Linked DNA regions of Homo sapiens: region 1 is linked to region 2. A link is an interaction called in ENCODE POLR2A ChIA-PET data of the cell type or tissue named here. Cell type or tissue: B cell. All regions are shown on one strand. Links, peaks and the distances in the headings refer to the core of each region. The heading gives the core; the rest is flanking DNA.

The links. Peaks named below come from ENCODE experiments on the same cell type or tissue, not always from the same donor. Only the 100,000 strongest peaks of a DNase experiment are listed, where the experiment ranks them.
Region 1: POLR2A ChIA-PET joins it to region 2 with 6 read pairs; 1 of 35 experiments calls an interaction of 5 or more read pairs at or near these places.

Annotation. Positions count from the first base shown.
Region 1 is chr9:129,627,617-129,630,486 of GRCh38, forward strand. The region is part of intron 1 of NTMT1 (N-terminal Xaa-Pro-Lys N-methyltransferase 1); the gene reads left to right. Among named protein-coding and RNA genes, the nearest start is that of NTMT1, 2.9 kb to the left of the region's middle. In B cell, for the core only: no CTCF peak of the experiment used is centred there; no DNase peak of the experiment used is centred there; H3K4me3 peaks cover 83 bases; H3K27ac peaks cover 2,013 bases.
Region 2 is chr9:129,953,676-129,956,591 of GRCh38, forward strand. The region is part of intron 6 of FNBP1 (formin binding protein 1); the gene reads right to left. Among named protein-coding and RNA genes, the nearest start is that of MIR6855, 86 kb to the left of the region's middle. In B cell, for the core only: no CTCF peak of the experiment used is centred there; a DNase peak (open chromatin) is centred at 1,416; H3K27ac peaks cover 1,109 bases.

The DNA of each region.
Region 1 (2,870 bases), core at 1-2,500, 330 kb before region 2:
TGCAGAGCCAAGATTCAGATCTGGTTCATCTGGCTCCATCAGAGCCTTTGTTAGTTTTTAAATGTATCCCCTGTTTTGTCTTCTTCCCTCCCTTTCTCACTTCCTTCTTTTTCTTAGAGCACTCTGCCGTTTGCATGTGGCCTGCTGCTGTCCACAAAGATCCAGGGAGGATGGACTCTGTCCACTAGGCTGCTAGAGGGTGGAGGTAACTTTTAGGCAGGCTTTTCCGTAGAGACTTACGTGAGGAGGATGAGATGACTGCAAAAGTCTGCCGGTGACAGTTTCAGCACTGTTTTCTTCCATGGGTCGTGGGAGAAGAGATGCAGTACCTTGGGTCTGAACACCTTGGCGGGGAGGAGGAGGCAGCAGCCAGGTGACTGTGAAGGATGTAGGATCACATTTACTGGCTGAGCAGCCATTTACCAGGCATGAGGGGTTTGTCTTCCTCTCTGAGCTAGCCTAGAGTGCACACAAAGCCCGTGTGCTCCTGGCCCCCTCCCAGGCCCTTCAGCCACATACGGCATCTGTGCTCTGGAGCAGAGTGTAGCAGGACCACCTGCTGTTGGCTGACTGACCTTGCTGTTCCCTCAGACTCTTAGGGACCTCCTCCTGCCCCACTCCAATCTGGACACCACGAGGCAAAATGTAGCCAGGACCCCAGGAATCCCGTTTATTAATGAATCAGCTGTTAGGGCAGATGTCAAAGTCAGGCTTGCTATTTCCCGGCCAGGATGTGCCTCCCCTGGCTTGTTCCCAGAATTTGCGTGTAAGTGGAATTCTTGTAAATTAGATTATTCAGGGGACCCTGACATTTAAAGGAATCATGTTACAAGGCTTTTGGTAAAGCACAGAATTATATTGTCGGTAGCAGCCTTCAGGCCTTCAGTATTTACCAGTTCTGAATGGTTGGACTTTTGTCTGTAGGATTTTCTTAGAGTGGAAAATGGCTATAGCTGCACAAAGCCCATTCTTGCATTATTTGGCAACCAGTTAGTCAATGCCCACCTGGTATCAGGCACTGGGCTAATGGTGTACAAGGTAATGTCTCTACCCCCAGGAAGCTGCATGCTGGGAGAGGAGACGGATGGAGTCCAGCCTGGTATGTGTTTGCCCCCAGATTTATTCTGTTCATTTGATCAGAGGTGAACTTTCTGTTGAATATTTGTGTTTCATGGGATGCAAGAGAAGCATGGTGATAAATCTCAAATGTTGCCACTGCTCTCAGGAGCTCCCCGGCCAGGCGAGAGAGAGAACTGAATACAAAACCTTCAGTTTGCCAAGTTGGGCGGTGAGAGGGAGACAGGCTTGCTCTCGCCATGGTCCAGTCTGAATGGGAGTTGTGCCAGCATGGTGTGGAAGAGTAGTAGTTCGTTTTTTAACCTTTGTCTTTAATTTTCCCAGCCACCAAGTGTTTTTTGTTTTTTGAGACAGGGTCTCGCTCTGTTGTCCAGGCTGGACTCAAACTCCTGGGCTCAAGCAGTCTTCCCACCTCAGCCTCCCAAAGGGCTCAGGTTATAGGTTATAGGTTATAGAGTAGTTTTGAATGCCGTCCTCTCTTGAGTGACTGATGGAGGGCTGTGACATGGTTGCTCCGGTACCTGCTGGCAGAGGGGCAGGCAGCCCACCTAACCTGGTCCTTACGCCATCAGACCATAGCAGCCACCAAACCCAGCTACATGGTGACATTCAGATTGGTGGCCCTTTTTCCTGTCAGCTACCCGGGCACATCTAGCAGTCTTGAGGATTGGCAGGTCTGGTGGGAAGAAGAATTCATTCTTCTTCTTCTTTTTTTGACACAATGTCTCACTCTGTTGCCCAGGCTGGAATGCAGAGGCAGGATCATGGCTCACTGCAGCCTTGACCTCCCAGGCTCAAGTGATCCTCCCACCTCAGTCTCCCTAGTAGCTACTAGAATGTGTGTATTTTTGACAGAGATGGGGTTTCTGAGCCGTGGGCTTCTTTCTCCTTCCGGCAGTGTTGTTCCCAGTGCTGGGACACCAGTGTGGGAGCTTTGTGGTCAGCTTGCGGGGAGGGTGTTATGTGCAATATTTAGAACTAAGGTCCTCCCCAGCCTGTTACCCCAAAGGGCTCCCTGATTGGTGAAGTGACTGCTGCCTTTCTTCATTGTGGCTGAAACCCTTGTGCGTGAACAGTAAAGTGAGGGGTCAGTCTGCGAGCGGATTCAAGAATCTGAAGAGGGAAGCCAGGTGCAGTGGCGTGCGCCTGTAATCTCAGCTACTTGGGAGGCTGAGCAGGGAGGATGGCTTGAGCCCAGGAGTTTGGGGCCAGCCTGGGCCACATAGTAAGACCCCATCTCAAAAAAACAAGAATCTGAAGAGAAGTTTAAGCAGGCTTCTCTCTAGGCACAGCCAAAGGATTCTGCTAAGGGTGAGAAGACCCAATCACGGATCTAAGAAGAACCCCGTTGCATCTGTTAGAAGTATTCTTGAGCTGGCTGGGCGGGGTGGGCCTACTGCTTCTGGAAAGTTCCTTCTCTTTCAGGACAGGTTCAGAATATAGTAGTGCAGAATATAGTTCTGGGGCCAGTAACAAATTTGACCAATGAAAAATCTTGGCTGGGTGCAGTGGTTTCTGCCTGTAATCCCAACACCTTGGGAGGCTGAGGCAGGTGGATTGCTTGCAGCCAGGTGTTTGAGACCAGCCTGGGCAACGTGGCAAAACTCCATATCTACAGAAAATACAAAAGTTAGCCAGGTGTGGCGGTATGTGCCTGCAGTCCCAGCTACCCTGGAGGCTGAGATGGGAGGATCACCTGAGCTGTACTCAAGTCTGGCGACAGTGAGACCCTTTCTAAAAAAAAAGAAGAAAAAATTCTCCAGCTTGTCTTGTGTTTAGTTTCCCTTCTCTTT
Region 2 (2,916 bases), core at 99-2,598:
CAGAGAAAACAGTACTTAAGTGGGAAGTCTGTAATCTTAATGTTTATAATGGAGAAGAAGAAAGACTGAGGTAAGCATCTAAAGAAAGAACTTTTTAAAAGGGTAATGGAATAAATCCAAAGGTAATGATAGAAGGAGAAGGAGGGGAATGGGGGTGGTGGGGGAAGAAGTTAAATAAATAGAAAATAAAAATAGAAAAGGGAGGCTCCACAAAGATAAAATCTGATACTAGTAACAATGATTTTAAGGCTGGGCACAGTGGTTCATGCCCATAATCCTAATACTTTAGGAGGCTGAGGCTGAGGCCAACCTGGGCAACATAGTGAGATCCCATCTCTATATACAAAAAATAATAATATAATAAAATAAGCATAAATAATTTCTTAAAAAACGTATCCAGAAAAAAAGAAAAAAGTATTAAAAAAGGTATTAGGAGTAAATAGGGGAGATATATGCAGCAAAAATTAAGGTGAGAACATATTATGGGCAACTTTTTGCCAATAAATTTGAAAATTTATGATGAAATGGATATATTACTATAAAAAGGTAACCCACTAGGATCAACCCAGAAGTAGACAATAAAATATGGAATCCGTAGTTTGTAACTGATTTACGCAAAGAAGTATCATAAAACATTTAAGGGATAGTGAGTTTAATTTTACATATATTATTTCAGAAAAAAGAGCAAACACTCCAAAACTCATAAGTAATGCAAAGTAGAACAGACAAGAAAGGAAAATTATAGATCAATTTCAATGAATACAGACCATTTCAATGAAAAATCTTAAATAAAATATTAATAAATTCAGCTACACATAAAAACATAATACATCATAATCTAGTTGAATTTGTCCCAGGAACACTAATTTGGCTCAATGTAAAAAAAACTGATTAATGTAATTGACCACGTTAATGAATTAAAGGAAGCAGAACAAATATTTAATGATATTCAATAATAAGTCAAGCTTAAAAAAAAGCTCTTGGCAACACAGGAAAAGGAAAATTGTTTAACCAATAAAGGGTATATTAAAATCATTCTTGGCTGGCGCAGTGGCTCATGCCTGTAATCCCAGCACTTTGGGAGGCCGAGGCTGGTGGATCACCTGAGGTCAGGAGTTTGAGACCAGCCTGGCCAACGTGGTGAAACCCCATCTCTACCAAAAATACAAAAAATTAGCTGGGCGTGGTGACGCCTGTAATCCCAGCAATTTGGGAGGCTGAAGCAGGAGAATCACTTGAACCCAGGAGGTGGAGATTGCAATGAACCGAGATTGCGCTAGTGCACTCCAGCCTGGGCAACAAGAGTGAAACTTCGTCCCAAAAAAAAAAAAATCATTCTTAATGGGGAACCTTTTGAAGCACTCTCTTTGCAATCAGGAACAAGCTGAGGAAGTCCACAATGATGACTCAGCAAAACAGAGGGCATAACCAGCAGAGTTAAGATAAGAAAAAATTAACAAAAGGCATGAAGATTGGAAAAGAAATGCAACTATCATTACTTGCTGCTGATATGACCATCTCTACAGAAAAAAACAGAAATGAAATGACAGTTTAGAGGCTGAGTGCTTTTTTTTTTGAGACGGGGTCTGGCTCTGTCATCCAGGCTGGAGTGCAGCAGCAGGATTGTGGCTCACTGCAAACTCTGCCTCCCAGGACCGAGCAATCCTCCCACCTTGGCCTCCGGAGTAGCTGGGACCACAGACATGGGCTACCATGCTCCACTAATTTTTCTGTATTTTTTATGGAGAAAGGGTCTCACCATGTTGCCCAGGCTGGATCTGAACTCCTGGACTCAAACAATCTGCTCACCTTGGCCTCCCAAAGTGCTGGGATTATAGGCATGAGCCCATACACCACACCAAAAAAAAAAAAAAAATTATTTATTTAGAGACAGGGTCATTAGCAGGGTGTGGTGGGCTCCTGTAGTCCCAGCTACTCAGGAGGCTGAGGCAGGAGGATCACTTGAGCCCTGAAGACAGAGGTTGTTGTTAGCCAAGATCACACCACTGCACTCCAGCCTAGGCGATACAGCGAGACTCTGTCTCAAAAAATAAAATAAAATAAAAAATAAAAATAAATAAATAAACATAAAAAATAAAATAAAAAGAGACCATATCTCGGTATCTCTAAAATATATACATATATACTTCTTTTAGCGCGCACACACACACACACACACACACACACATATATGAATGATACATACACTGATTTGCCTCATTCAACATAAAATATCTTTTGAAACTTTGGGCTAATCTAACTTATTTTAATTGAATAACATTTTAAATATTTAACTTTAGCAGCAAATTAATGTCTTTTGGTAAAGTAAGTATCTCCATTTTGAGATCAAATACAGATATTGAGAACACTCCCCTGCTCCTGAGATGGGGTCTCGTTATGTTGCCCAGTCTGGACTCCTGGGCTCAAGCAATCCTCTTGCTTCAGTCTCCTAAGTAGCTGAGTCTAGGGGTATGTGCCACAGCACCTGGCAAGAATATGTATTTTAATATATTTAATAATTTTAGAGAAAGGCATACTAATATTAACGTATACCTAGTCTTTAAGCAAGGAATTTGGCAGAATTTGGCAAATAATAGTTCACACCATTTCCCAACTAAACTCAACTCTAACTGATCTGTCAAAAGCTCAACAAATCTATAAAAACTCAGTGCTTTCACCCACATACAGCATGAAGCTATGAATGCCCAAACAACCATGGGCATCATGAATGAGTCCTTGTTATGTAAAAGCCTAATTTTGTTTACATTGTATTGATGACTTTAATAAAAATAAAATTCAGCTTCTAGGGAAAAAACGCATATTGAGCCACAATGAGAAACAGTATACACTTTATAATATTTCTAGTTGGCAATACAAGTCCATTTAGAGAAAAGCTTTTGAGAGGACTGAAATATG